4 separate regions of the Homo sapiens genome follow, and regions 2, 3 and 4 are each linked to region 1. A link is a contact called in ENCODE Hi-C or POLR2A ChIA-PET data. All regions are on one chromosome and are shown on one strand. Each heading gives the region's core, a stretch centred on a gene start or an enhancer-like site at or near the end of the contact. The rest is flanking DNA. Distances are from core to core; before and after follow the strand shown.

The links. Hi-C counts contacts between places; a loop is a spot of excess contacts on that map. ChIA-PET counts read pairs that join two places held with the same protein, here RNA polymerase II (POLR2A). Pooled maps may share reads with other maps.
Region 2: a pooled map shows a loop between it and region 1 (6-fold over the local background). The contact joins the promoter of AKAP8L here to the promoter of NDUFB7 in region 1. A Hi-C loop is called at or near these places in 6 of 50 pooled maps.
Region 3: a pooled map shows a loop between it and region 1 (7-fold over the local background). The contact joins the promoter of DCAF15 here to the promoter of NDUFB7 in region 1. A Hi-C loop is called at or near these places in 5 of 50 pooled maps.
Region 4: a pooled map shows a loop between it and region 1 (4-fold over the local background). The contact joins the promoter of RFX1 here to the promoter of NDUFB7 in region 1. A Hi-C loop is called at or near these places in 1 of 168 maps with a recorded cell type or tissue (gastrocnemius medialis) and 3 of 50 pooled maps. POLR2A ChIA-PET finds 5 or more read pairs at or near these places in 1 of 52 experiments (GM12878).

The regions. Positions count from the first base shown.
Region 1 is chr19:14,570,038-14,573,618 of GRCh38, reverse strand. It overlaps NDUFB7 (NADH:ubiquinone oxidoreductase subunit B7), which reads left to right and starts at 1,553. Exons shown (of 3, transcript NM_004146.6): 1 at 1,553-1,730. The coding sequence starts at 1,619. RefSeq lists an enhancer at 1,332-1,621.
Region 2 is chr19:15,417,419-15,420,999 of GRCh38, reverse strand. AKAP8L (A-kinase anchoring protein 8 like) reads left to right here and starts at 2,012. Exons shown (of 14, transcript NM_014371.4): 1 at 2,012-2,089. The coding sequence starts at 2,077. It overlaps WIZ (WIZ zinc finger), which reads left to right. Exons shown (of 13, transcript NM_001371589.1): 13 at 1-1,022.
Region 3 is chr19:13,950,565-13,954,145 of GRCh38, reverse strand. It overlaps DCAF15 (DDB1 and CUL4 associated factor 15), which reads right to left and starts at 1,637. Exons shown (of 13, transcript NM_138353.4): 1 at 1,502-1,637. The coding sequence starts at 1,633. It also overlaps a transcript of PODNL1 not described here. RefSeq lists a silencer at 1,415-1,554 and an enhancer at 2,215-2,264.
Region 4 is chr19:14,004,669-14,008,249 of GRCh38, reverse strand. RFX1 (regulatory factor X1) reads left to right here and starts at 1,930. Exons shown (of 21, transcript NM_002918.5): 1 at 1,930-2,147. RefSeq lists enhancers at 1,120-1,647, 1,648-2,175, 2,176-2,704 and silencers at 1,899-2,078, 2,129-2,508.

The sequences.
Region 1 (3,581 bases), core at 304-2,803:
AGCCACTTCCCCATGTCAACACATAAAGATCTAGTTGAGTAATTCTCCCAAAGCTGGTCACTAGACCAGCAACATCACATCACCTGGGAATTTTTATAGACAGGGTCTCACTCTGTTGCCTAGGCTGGAGTGCAGTGATGGGATCACGGCTCACTGCAGCCTGGAACTCCTGGGCTCAAGTTATCCTCCTGCCTCAGCCTCCCGAGTAGCTGGGACTACAAGCGTGCACCACCACACCCAGCTTTTTTTTTTTTTTTTTTTTTTGTAGAGATAGAGTCTCCCTATATTGCCCAGGCTGGTCTCAAACTCCTGAGTTCAGGCGATCCTCCCATCTCAGCTTCCCAAAGCTCTGAGATTACAGGTGTGAGCCACTGCCCTGGCCCATATTTTTTTTTTTCCATTAGACTGTTTTTCTGTTCCATTAGACTGTAAGCTTGAAAGACAGGAACCACGTCTGCCTTTCTGTCTGACCACTGGACCCAGCATACCATACAGTAGATGCCTAATACATGCTTTGTCAGACTGGGGAAAAATATATATTAGATATTAATATTAGATATTAATATATTTTAAAATTGTATAAAGATTGCATATATATATATAATTTATTTGAAATTTCAGCTTTAAATAATTGTTTTTGACCAGGCACAGTGGCTTACGCCCATAATCCCAACACTTTGAGAGGCTGAGGCGGGAGGATCCCTGGAGCCCAAGAGTTCAAGGTTGCAGTGAGCTATGATTGTGCCACTGTGCTCCAGCCTGGGCGACAGAATGAGACCCTATCTCAAAAAATAATAATATAATAATAACTGTATTTATGAATAACTTTTATTTAAATTAAATTTATCAAAATCTTTCTTGGACAGGCACTGTGGCTCATGCCCGTAATCCCAGCAATTTGGGAGGCTGAGGCGGGGGAATCACTTGAGGTCAGGGGTTCGAGACCAGCCTGGCCAACTGGCGAAACCCCGTCTCTACTAAAAATACAAAAATTAGCTGGGGGTGGTGGCGGGCGCCTGTAATCCCAGCTACTCAGGAGGCTGAGGCAAGAGAATTTGAGCCCAGGAGGTGGAGGCTGCAGTGAGCCGAGATCGCGCCAATACACTCCAGTCTGGGCGACAGGTACTGTGTCTCCAAAAACAAAAAATTCTTAAAGTGACTTTATGCAAAATTACATACATTAACGATATAATAGATATCGTGCCTTTTTTAAGAGAAATTTGAATGTTTTCAAAGAAAAAACTTTTTGGAAAATGATATGAAAAATAATTTTAATATGTGCTTTAGCCTCGGGCTACCAGAAGAGCCCCAGATAGGGTCGAGGGAGGCCTCAGTCCCACACCGTCCCCTTCTGCCCCGCCCAGATGGATTTCCAGGCTCAGGGAAGTCCCCTCTCGGGTCCAACCATATCCTGCGAAGAGACACAGCACCTGTCCCGCCTCCGCCTGTCCGCGAGGTGACGCCAGGCGGACCGGAGCGATCCTCTGGAGTCCTTCATCTCTATGATCTCCGCAGCTGCCTAAATGACCCGGAAGCTGTGTCTGACTGAGGGGTCAGTGGTTCCGGGTAGGAGCTAGGTGACCCTCGGCTGCTGCAGGGATCTGCAGCGACTGCAGCCATGGGGGCCCACCTGGTCCGGCGCTACCTGGGCGATGCCTCGGTGGAGCCCGACCCCCTGCAGATGCCAACCTTCCCGCCAGACTACGGCTTCCCCGAACGCAAGGAGCGCGGTGAGGCCCAGTGCGCAGGCGCAGCCAGAGGGCGTGGGGCGCGGGTGCCTGAACACCTGGCACCCCAGGGCTGGCACCCCAGGGCTGGGCTCTAACCTCAGGTGTTGTATCTGGGTTTGGGTCTAGACTAGGAGTCCACAGGACGTGCATGACCCCACCTCAGTGTGGAGGCGTTCCAGCCCAAGGGCACGGCTTGAGCAAAAGCCAGGGAGCAAAAGTGAGGCGACAAGTGGGGGTTCGGGCAGGAATGCGACGCGCAGAGCTGGGTCGAGTCTTTTTTTTTTTTCTTTTGAGACGGAGTCTCGCTTTTTCTTTCAGGCTGGAGTGCAGTGGCTTGGTCTCGATTCACTGGCAGCCTCCACCTCCCGGGTTCAAGCGATTCTCCTGCCTCAGCCTCGCGAGTAGCTGTGATTACAGATGTGTACCACCATGCCCAGCTACTTTTTTGTATTGTTAGTAGAGACGGGGTTTCTCCTTGTTGGCCAGGCTGCTCTTGAACTCCTGACCTCAAGTGATCCGCCCGCCTCGGCCTCCCCAAGTGCTGGGATCGCAGAAGTCAGTCACCACGCCCGGCCTCGGGCCAAGTCTTGGGGGACGTGGGGAGTCATGGGAGGGCAGGGACACGTTCATTGTACCCCCTTCCTGATGTCACTGCAATTGTGGGGTATGCACAAGGAAATAAGGAAGATTCGAGCTGCAAATACTGTCCTGCAAAGTGCTTTGTTTTGCTTTGAGACGGGATCTTGCTCTGTTGCCCAGGCTGAGTGTAGTGGCACAATCACAGCTCATTGCATCCTCGACCTCCTGGGCTCAAATGATCCTCCCGCCTCAGCCTCCCGAGTAGCTGGGACTACAGGAGCGCCCCAGGATGCCAGACTGATTTTTTATTTTTTGTAGAGTTGGGGGTCTTGCTGTGTTGCCCAGGCTGGTCTCAAACTCCTGGGCTCAAACGATCCTTCTGCCCAGCCTCCCAAAGTGCTGGGATTGAAGATGTGAGCCACTACGCCCAGGATGGTTTTTTGGTTCGTGTGTTTGTTTTTGCTTTTAATGTAGTAATATCACAGGCATACCGAGCACCAGCTCTGGGCCACGTCCCACATTAGGCACCGCGGATACAGCAGGGAACTGGAGGGATGCAGGCACTGTCTCCAGAGAACTCAGCACAGTGGGAAAGATTGTGGAATCAGGCAGAGCTGGGGGTGTCAAAGCAGGCTTCCAAGAGGCAGTGGCTGGAAACAAAGACGTGAAGGGTGGCCGGTCGTGGTGGCTCATGCCTGTAATCCCAGCACTTTGGGAGGCTAAGGCGGGCAGATCACCTGGGGTCAGGAGTTTGAGACCAGCCTGGCCAACATGGTGAAACACCATCTCTACTAAAAATATAAAAATTGAGGCCGGGCATGGTGTCTCACACCCATAATCCCAGCACTTTGGGAGGCCGAGGCGGGCAGATCACGAGGTCAGGGGATTGAGACCATCCTGGCCAATGTGGTGAAACCCTGTCTCTACTAAAAATACAAAAATTAGCCAGGGGCGTGGTGGTGCACACCTGTAGTCCCAGCTACTCAGGAGGCTGAGGCAGGAGAATCGCTTGAACCCAGGAGGCAGAGGTTATAGTGAGCCGAGATCACACCACTGCACTCCAGCCTGGGCGACAGAGCAAGACTCCATCTCAAAAACAAAATACAAAAATTAAGCCGGGCACGGTGGCTTATGCCTGTAATCCCAGCACTTTGGGAGGCCAAGGCCGGTGGATCACCTGAGGTCAGGAGTTTGAGACCAGCCTGGCCAACATGGTGAAACCCCGTCTCTACTCTACTAAAAATACAAAAATTAGCCAGGTGTGGTGGCGCA
Region 2 (3,581 bases), core at 763-3,262, 850 kb before region 1:
GGATCACAGGCATGCACCACCACCCCTGGCTTATATCTGTAATTTTTGTAGAGACGGGGGTTTCACCATGTTGCCCGGGCTGGTCTTGAACTCCTGAGCTCAAGTGATCAGCCTCCCAAAGTGCTGGGATTACAGGCGTGAGCCACTATGCCCGGCCCGTAAGTCAGTTTTTGAAATATAAAAGTGGTATAGGCTAGATGTGACAAAAAACAGTCAAATGATACAAGAGCTTATAAAGTCATATGGCAAGTTCCTCCCCACCAATCATGCAGTGAAGTGAGGGTCATGTGTGTCCTTGGAAGAGTCACCTCCAGTTCTTGCAGGGGGATGTTTTCCTAAAACTTTCTGAGCATTGCTCTTCTCTGCTCAAGCCACTTCAATACACCTCAGGCAGCAAAGTCTCAGCTTTTGAGCCGTGGTCTCTGAGGGTGTTGGATGTGAACGAAATCAAATCGGTACAATGATGACTGTGGCAAGTGCGATGAAGGAACGAACCTGCAGGGCGCAGAAGACGTGTCCTGGGGCCCTGCCTTGGTTTGGAAGACAGGCAGGCATCCCTGAGGCTGATGGGGAGATGAACCCCGAAGCCAGAGTGCTTATCCGTCAGATCTCTGCTTCATGTTTGGAGTTTGCTCACTTAACACATCAGAAGTGGCTTTGTTCCGTATGGCAGCAAGTTCTGCAGAAGCCTCATTTGGGTGGGGGGAGTTTTATTAAAACAGTTTATCATGGAGAATTCCAACTATACAAAAGTAGAGCAAACAGTAAAATGGACTCTCATCTATCCATCACCAACCCATGACCAATGTCTTCAGCTGTCAGAGATTTATCTTATAGCTCCTTGCTTCCTCCTCCTCTCTCTACCTGTCTGAATTGTGTGAAGCACATCCTGGCCATAAGATCAGTTAACTTCTTAGTATTTCAGTATGTTTCTCTCAACGTTGTAAATGCCACTATTACACCTAAAGAAATCAACAATATCAAAAAGAAACAGCATACCTTAAAAAAAGTTTTAAAACACACGAAGCGTAGAAGTCGTAATTGCGCAGCTTAATGAGTTTTCACAAACACACGTGTTAAGTACTCTTCGGTGCAGCTCTGTCATCTCTAGAAATTATGAGTTGTCCCTGGCAGGGTTTCCATATGCCCAGGAAACAGACTGAGGACATGACTGGTGCCCGGCTGCACTATTGCAGGATCTCTCGAGCCCAGAGTGAATCAGGAGGGTTTTAGAAGCAAAGCTCCCATTTTAACACGTAACTGTCAAGGACCTTGAGCAAATCATGAGTTCCAAGCTTCAGTTTTAAGTGAGGATTAAAAGCTTTTTGCAGGTTTGAAGGAGCATTCGAATGACACACAATACAAACGGAATTATTACACATATAAGCATATGCCATATAAATATATTATCGTTTTGTTACGATTAATCACATTTATTCAGTGCACTGGCACCAGAATGATTTCTTTACACACACTTTGTCACGTAATGTTGAAACGTGTGTCCAGCATCTTGTTTGGTGCTGTTTTAATTTTCTCTTCTCAACATGGCTTTGCTATGCTTGTTTTGGAGCCGAAGGCCAGAGAATTTGAGAGACTTAGCTAGGTCCCCTACCCAGCACCTCGGTGGCGGAGTTGGCATCCCAGCCCTGCCCTGAGCCGTAGACCCGACTCCCTCTGGCGGGTCTCCAGGGTACGGGCGCTCCTCCAGCCCGACCATGCTTGGGCCTTGGGCCTTTCCGTAGTGCACAGCTCCGCCCCCTCAAATTCTATAGGACTCCGCCTCTCTGCCGGCTTCTGTAGGCCAATCACTGAGGCCTTAGAATAACAGAAGGCGGGGACAAGGCGGGGCTCTCACGAGATTGCCAGCAGCTTCCAGCCACTGATATGAGGAGGCATAGAGATAGACAGCGGTTCCTTCCAATAGACGTGAAGCCGAGGCCGGTATGAGCCAATGCGGTCGGGAGGCGGGGCTCGGGTGTGTGTGGAGGGGACCCTGTGGTTAGCAGCAGCTATCGCAGCGTCGGATGTTCAGAGCAGCAGAAGCCGGCGTCGTCGGATGTTGTGTTGCCCGCCACCATGAGCTACACAGGTGGGCCTGGCAGGGTGGGGTCGGGCTCTGCGTGGGGGATGGGACAGGGACGTGCGGATGCCGCACCAGGCTTGCCCGCACCTCCCCTGGGGCCCCGTCACTGCCTTCCCTGCGGTCACAAAATGGCGCCGCTGGCCCGTCGCCTCAGGGTCGCTGCCCTCACGCCTCGTTGCCTCAGCTCTCTGTGTCTGCAGCCGGCGTCCCGGCTCCCGGCCGCCTGATGTCTTGGCTTCTGTCGCCTGTGTCCGTGGGTCCGGGCCTCAGCGCACGAGGTCTCCGCCCCCACCACCTCCGTCCCTGGCCTGCGCTCCTGGACCTCGACGCCTTAGGTTTCCCTTTCTCAGGCCTTGGTCCTTGCGAGCAGGCAGCAGGCTCGGCTGCCGTCGCCATTGTCGCGTCCTCCCCCGCGCAGTTTCTCTGCAAAAACGCCGCAGCTCTACACCCCCATCCCGATCCCACCCACCACCCCCTTTTGTCTATTTCAGAACTGGGAAAGGCGCCAGGCCCTAGGGGGATAAGTAAATATTGGAAGGGTTTGGGCTGAGCGGGGAGCCTTGGGCCCCTAGGGGCTGAACTGCAAGGAATGACAAGGTTCCATGTTAATTCCCTCTGCGTCTGTCAAATGAACCGTGTCCGGTACAGACTGGGTATTGGGAATACAGACAAGAATTCCTCAAGCAGCTTAGAGGCGAGGATCTTAATAGGCAAATAAGCGAGTGTAGGATATATTTTAGGGTGGTCAGTACCGTGCGGGGGTCGCTCCACTACGTGGAGTGGTTGGAGCCTTCTGTAAAGAGGTGACATTTGAGCAGAGACCTAAATGGAGGGAGCGAATAAAGATATCTGGCCCAGGGAGCTTTTGCTGTAAAAGGCTTACGGGCAGGAACTGCCTGGCTTGTTAGAAGATCAGCCAGGGAGGCCAGTGGGAGGCCAATGGGATTTGAAAGGGAGAGTGGGTGACAGATCCGAGAGCCCCTCTCCGCCCCCCGCAATATGCTTGGGCGACTGTAAATCATCACTGGGTGAATTGCCAAGGCCTCCTGGGTTTGCCTTGGCAGTGACTGATGAGGCTTCTCGGCCAGGAGACTTACACTAGGCCTCCCTGTTTGGTGAGGGTATTATAGGCTTGAGCGTGTGTGGTTGCCAGGTAACCTGCATTCTACTTGGAATTTTGAGAACTGAGAATGCAACGTGAGTCTGTGGGGCTCCTTTGTAGACCACTTTATGTTGGCATAGGCAAGAAGGTAGTGCCAGTCCCCTCTACCCTGGCTGCCAGGTCAGGAGCTTTCCAAGAACCCCAGTTTTTCTAGCAACCATCCCCCAGCCCAGTGGGTTCTCATCCAGGGGTGATTCTGCCCCAGATGACATCTGGCAATGTCTGGAGACATTTTTGGTTGTCACATATGGGAGTGGGAGTGCTGCTGGTATCTAGTGGATGGAGGTTTGGGATGCTGCCCTGCTACGGTATACACAATGACACCTACCGCAAAGA
Region 3 (3,581 bases), core at 388-2,887, 620 kb after region 1:
TGAGCCTTCATCTCCACCAGGGACCCAGGCCACCTTCCCAGTTCCATACCTCTTCAGCCTCAGGTCCCTCTTGACTGAGCCCAGCGTCACCGCCCCCAAGAAAGTTCCCCAATCACCCTGTCCCACGCTGGGCCACCTGCTTCCCTCCCTGAAGGCTGTCCCTAAGCTGTGGGTATTTATCCTACTAAGGAGGCTGGGACAGAGTCCTGACCTGCACCCATCTGTTCCCAACCCACCAGCCTTCAAACAAGGGGGCTCCTCCTCCCCGGGGCAGCTCTGGCCTCTGCTGGGGGCCAGTCGAGGCAGATAGAAGGGTGAGCCTAACCAATGACCCAACGCCCCCTTCCCAATTAACTACCGCCTTCCAACGGAATCCAAGGGAATCCCTCATCCCCAAAACTTCACCGCGGAAGGATCTGCGGGGACTGACAGGCAGAAGCCAGGCACAGGGATATCCGAACAGCCTCAGTCTTGCTACCCAACTCTGCCTTCAAGACATTCCAATCTGATGGGAAGAGTCCTGTCTGGGAAGCTCCCTGTCTGATGGGAGACAGCCCTGTCCACATGGAGGTCTCAGTCTGACGGAGGAAACAGCCTGGCCAGCCAGGCCCAGGCCGACAGGGGAGACACAGTCCCTGCCCAAGGAGCTTCCAAGCTAAGGGCGGAACCACAGCCAAGCCCAGGGAGCTCCCAGGCTAAGGGCGGAGACTGTCCCAGCCCAGGGAGCTCCCAGTCAAAAGGGGGAGACACAGCACTGCCCTTACAAAGCTACCAGCCTCACGGAGAAGGCGCAGTCCCTGTCCACAGAGACACAGCCTTGCCCCAGTTACTGCCCACCTGCAAGAGATCCACATTTCTGCCCTCCAGAGCTCCCAAACTGATGGGGGAGAGAGACATCATCCCCCAGCTCTGGGAGTTTCCAGTCTGATGGAGGAGACAGAGCCTGCTTCGGTAACTCTCACTCTGCGGGGGAAGACTCAGCCCTATCCAGGGAGCTCCCACACTTTCAATGGGGAGGCCCACCCAGGTACTGGAACTCCCAGCTCATGTGTGGTCGGGGCTTGGGCAGGGAGAGGAACATCAGGCGGAGGAAGCCCAAAGCCAGCGGCAGGGGCTCTGCAAAGGGGGCGGGAAGGTTCCATTATGGAGCAACCATGGGAGCAGAGCTTTGAAAAGCCTGGATCGCCCCCTTCCTCCTGATTCTCCCTGCGGCCTCTGGGGTCGCCTCCCTCCGAGCCCCCTCCCTGGGGCCCCGCCCCCAACCCCCTCCATCCCAGCCCCTTTGCCGGTCACCCGACACAACCACCTGCATCCAGGCCCCCAACTGAGCCCCCTCCATCCAAGCCATCTCCCCCGGGCCCCGCCCAGGCCCTGCATCCGAGCCCCCTCCCCTGGGGCCCCGCCCCCAACCCCTCACCCCGCGAACGCCCTCCTCCCTCCGCCTCCCTCGTCCCTACTCCCCACCCTCCGGCGCGCTCCCCACTCCGGCTCCAGGCCTCACCTTGACCCGCTCCAGCTGCTTGAGGACGTGCTCCCGCCGCCGCCCTGCTGCCCGCTTCCCTCCGGCTCCCCCGGGGCCGCCGCCGCCGCTCCCAGCCCCGCTGTTCCGCTCCGATTTCGAGCTGGGCGCCATTTTCACCCCCTCCCTCCACTTCCGGAGCAACCGGCCCCTTCGCCCCACCCCTGCCGCCTCCTCATTGGTCCTTTTTCGGGACAGCGGCCCGCCGGTTGGGCGAAAGCCCGCACTCGCGCTATGCCTGTCCATCAAAGCCATCTCGACTCTTGATTGGTAGCGACAGTAACAGCCCCCGCGGCCCGTTGCCGTATTCCCGCCCCGCCTTAAGGACGTACCACTCGGAGGTCCCGTTTGTTCGCCCTGCCCAGATAACTTTGATCTGATAGGTGAATATCTCTGTCTGTCTCAACGGCGTCACGCCCCCTGTGGCTGGCGGGTTTCCATGGAGACCACAGGCGGTCCAGGCCCTTGGGCGGGGCGACGGGAGCCTGTGGTCCACCAAGGCTCGAGAATCCTCAGCCCCGGGCTGCCCGCGCCCGGTCCAGGTGGGCAAAGGCCTGACGAGCATACTTGGGCGGCAGAGCCAGGCCGAGGAAAGAGATTTACAAAAAAGGAAAAAACGATGGGATTCGATGAAAGCTTGTTTCCGATGGGCGGGTTGGTGGGATGATGGTGGTGATAATGATAGCATCAATCATGGATCGCTCCACATGTGACAGACACGGTTCTGAGCTTAAACAGTTCGATGTGGCAGGGCCCTGTTGTGCCAATTATGCAGATCATAGCAATAAAAATAATTGTTGAAGGTCCGCTCCGTGCATCATATTCGTATACATTACCTCATTTATTTTATTTTTTTAGACAGAGTCTCACTTTGTCACCCAGGCTGGAGTGCAGTGGCGTGATCACGGTTCACTGCAGCCTCGACCCCGGGCTCAGATGATCCTCTCACCTCAGCCTCTCATGTAGCTAGGACTACAGGCGTGCGCCACCACGCCTGCCTAATTTTTTGTATTTTTAGTAGAGACGAGGTTTCACTATGTTGGCCAGGCTGGTTGCGAACTCCTGACCTCAGGTGATCCGCCCGCCTAGGCCTCCCAAAGTGCTGGAATTACGGGCATAAGCCACCGCGCCCGGCCTAATTTTTTGTATTTTTTGTAGGGACGGAGTTTCACCAAGTTGTCCAGGCTGGTCTCCAACACCTGGGCTCAAGTGATCCTCCCACCTCTGCTTCCCAAAGTGTTGGGAGGACAGGTGTGAGCCCCCACCCCTGGCCAGCCCATTTAATCCTCTGAACAATCTAGAAGATAGTTTTTTTTTATTGTCTTCATTAAAAAAATTTTTTTTGTAGAGATGGGGTCTCACTATGTTGCCCAGGCTGCTCGAAAACTCCTGACCTCAAGGGATCATCCCGTCTTGGCCTCCCAAAGTGCTGGGATTACAGGCATAAACCACTGTGCCCAGCTGATTTCAAGGGTTTTAGGAGTTATGTACTAGAAAACCTAAGACCAAAATATGGTTTTTTAAAAATATATCACAACACAATATCACAACATATCTTTTTTTTTTTTTTTTTTTTTGAGATGGAGTTTTGCTCTTGTTGCCCAGGCTGGAGTGCAATGGCACAATCTCAACTCACTGCACCCTTCACCTCCCGGGTTCAAGCAAACGATTCTCCTGCCTCAGCCTCCCAAGTAGCTGGGATTACAGGCATGTGCCACCATGCCCGGCTAATCTTTGTATTTTTAGTAGAGACAGGGTTTCACTATGTTGGCTAGGCTGGTCTCAAACTCCTGACCTCAAGTGATCCACCCACCTCACCCTCCCAAAGTGCTGAGATTACAGGCGTGAGCCACTGCGCCCGGCCATCACAATGTATCTTTAGCCAAAGGTTCCCCTGCTTCTTGCATACCCTACGTCCATGGAGAGCAAAGCTGTCTCCAAGACAGTGGGGACACCTGGCAGCTACTGCCTTAACCAAGTGATCAAAATCAACATCACCAGTGATAAGTCATACTGACATCACGGACCCCAGCTATGTGATAGGGAGGACATTTGTAACTGT
Region 4 (3,581 bases), core at 681-3,180, 570 kb after region 1:
GCTTTGTTGCCAAGGCTGGTCTTGAACTCCTTGGCTCAAGCAATCTTCCTTGCTTGGCCTCCCAAAGTGCTGGGATTACAGGTGTGAGCCACCATAAATGAAGTCACCTTTCTTCACTTGTATAGCCCAGGGCCTTGCACCGAGGAAATATAATGTTGGTTGAATTAGGAAACAAACTTAGGTGGAGTCACTTTCTGAATGCCACACAGCAGGGCTGGCATTAGACTTCAGGGCTGTCTGAGCCTGTTTTCTTTTCCCCTTGCTGTTCTAGGGCCTACCTGGGATGAGAATGCAAAATTTAAGAGAAGGCCAAAGAGCTCAGTCATAAGATAATTGACATTTAAAACATAAAAAGTAGGCCGGGCGTGGTGGCTCACGCCTGTAACCCCAGCACTTTGGGAGGCCGAGGCGGGCGGATCACGAGGTCAGGAGATCGAGACCATCCTGGCTAACACGGTGAAACCCCGTCTCTACTAAATATACAAAAAATTAGCCGGGCGTGGTGGCGAGCACCTGTAGTCCCAGCTACTCGGGAGGCTGAGGCAGGAGAATGGCGTGAACCTGGGAGGCGGAGCTTGCAGTGAGCCGAGATTGCGCCACTGCACTCCAGCCTCAGCGACAGAGTGAGACTCCGTCTCAAAAAATAATAATAATAAATTTATTTTAAACACAAGATCTGACCCTGAGCTTGCATAACGCATCTCACCTTAATCCCTGTGTTGGCGGATCCTGTCTTTATTTAAAATTGTGATGTTTTGTTCATCATAGATTTATTTTTTCCCATTAATTTGGATATTTAACAAATATTGAATTAGAAGATTATTTATCTTGATGACTGAGTTTTTGCTCCCAAGATGTTCACCCTAGTCCGGGCCCTGTTTCTGTCTCTTCTCGTCCTGCAGCACCCAGACAGTCCCTTGAGGAAACTGAGGCACAGAGGAGCGTATGTGTGGGAGGTGTGTGTGTGTGGCGGGGGTTGTGGTGAGCTCTCCTGGGCGGACCAAGCTCCCTGGGCTGGGTCGGGGCTGACCTTTGCTTATCTACCGCGGTTGAAGCCGCGAATGAAGTCCCCCGCCTTGCAGAGACCTTTCCCAAGGCGGCCGCACCGCCTGCGGGGCAGAGATAGCCGCGGTCACCCCGGCAGCGGTGACCTTTTCCGGCTGGAGGGGACCGGGAGGCGGGAGAAGGCGCGGCGGCCGCGCTGTCTGGCCGGCTTGGGCGGAGGAGGATGTCACCCCAGCGGGTGGGAGCTGGGATCGAACCCCGCCGCGGCCTCCCGCTTCCACCCAACCCCGACGGGGCCATGGGCAGTGGGGAAGGGGGACGCGCGCCCAGTGACGTCATCGAATCCCGAGTCCGGCCTTCGCCGCTGTCGTCACAGAGGGGCTGCGCTGCGTCACTGCATTCCTCCCCTGACGTCAGCGCAAGAAGCCAGAAACTGGCCCACCGAGCGAGAGAGAAGTCTGGAGCGGAGTCTTCCTTTCTCGCCTTTTTAATTTGGTAAGACATGTAAAGTGTACGCAAGAGCGGACTACAACTCCCAATCGGCCTTGCGTGCCGAGCATGCGCACGGCCTCCAGCCAGAGAGCGCGGCAAACCTTTGGTAGATTGACGTCCCTTTAGTCGAACCAGGAGGCCGGTTTTACATCGGCAAACCAATCCCGTCCTCACGAGTCCTACCCCTTTATTCTTAACCAGCTGCTTCCCTGCCGGAGTGACGGGCCCGGCTGCCTTTGAGGGTTCAGTTTCTTTTGATGGACATTCATACTGATAAATCAGATCGCCGGGAAGTCCAGAGGGTGTTGAAAAGCGTGCATCGGAACTAATAGTTTAGCTGCAAGGCCTGGCGCCGTCCAATCACTTCTCCGGCCGCCGCCAATCACCCCGGGCCCCGCCCCCGCGCGTGACGTAACTAGGGTGGGTAGCAACAGTTGCCCCGGTGAGGGAAACGGAGGCGCCATAGCCACGGTAGTCGTGGCGACCAAGCAACCCGGCAACGCGAGTCAACAACAACAACCGCCCGGCCGACCCCCACCCCCACCCCCCAGGCCCGGCCCGGGGACCCCAGCACGTCCCGTCCCCTTCCCAACATCGACTCCGAGACCTCCGAAAAGCGTTTCCGCAGACAGAAGTGGGGAGAAGCGGAGGTAACCAGGGCGGCCCCGGGGTGGCTGGCCGGGCCGGGGTGGGCGGCGGGGCCGGGGCAGTAGGTGTCTCTGTAATCACAGTCCGGGGGGAAGGGGCGGGCGGTCAAAATGGCGGCGGCGACTGTCTGGACCGTGGGGGAGGGGGCCGGGGCCCGGCTGGAACGACACCACCCGCCCCCGTCCCCGCGGCCCGGCCCCCGCGAGGGGCGGGCGCTCGCAGGCCCGCGGCGAGTGGAGGTCGGCAGGCCGGGGCGGGGGGCTTTTATATGTCGGGAGCGCGAAGGGGCGGGCCTGGGGAGGCTGGGCCAATGGGAGCGAGGGAGGTACGAGGCGGGGCCAAGGTGGGTGGGCGGGACCAGGAGGGAAGGTATGGGCGGGGCCGGCTGGGTCTCCCCAACCTCCACCTCGGGAACCAGGGTGGGCAGCCACCACCCGGTCCGCCTTCCAGATCCTTAAGCGACTCCCTTCTTCCTTAAGAGCTTTGCAGTTGTCCCAGGACTCAGAACTTGGACAAGTGCCTGTCCATCTGAGGCCTCAGTTTTCCATCCTGTAAAATGGGGAGAATCATTGACATCGCCCTTTTCCTGCAGTACCGGGACTCCTCATTCCTTCCAGGAATTTTACTTACGGCTTATCTTTGAACCTTTTCCTCGTATCTACCGTTTCTGAATGTGGTTTGATAAAATAACTGTCAGCTAGTCCTGATTTCAACACTGCAGCCCACTCCTAAACCTGCCACCTTCTCTCTGGGAGGAAGCAAAGAGGAAGCAAAGTTTCATGGAGGAGCTAGGAGTCGATTTGGCTTTAGCGTGGAGGATCTGGTTTGCAGAAATCAAAGTCCATGGTAGGGAGGAGTGACCATGAGGGAATGCTTTAGAGGAACAGAAACCTGAGTGCTTTTCTCTGGGCTGCTGTTTGAGACCTGATGTTTCCTGGTTTGAGGTTGCGGGGGTTTGTTCCTGGAGATGGAACGTTTCTGGGTCCTGCCCATCGAGGTCTCCCCTACTGGGAATGGGGGAGCAAATGAAGCCTGAGGAAGTTTCTTAGATTTTTTAAACCCGCTTCTCTTGGCCAGACACATGTTTTTGTGTCAAACGAGTGTCAACCGAGTCACATGTCACTGACAAGGTCCCAGCCTCTAGGGCCACGTGGGCAGGAGCGGTCAGAGGGAAGGGGAAGCTATCCATGTTTGTGAGAGGAGAATCTTTGCCACTGCTTTTTAGGGTGACAATATCCTGCCAGCTCGGGGAGGAATTTTTTTTTTAAGTAGCCAGCCAGGCCAAGTCTAGTTGGCTTATTCTCCGTCTTGCTTTTGAGCTTAGTGTCGGTGTGCAAACTGCAGCCATTTCCTTTTAAATCAGTCAATACATTCCAAGGAAAAGGATCATTTCAGGCTTTTTCCCAAGAGTTTGAGATTGGTCTGGTGGGGGTTGG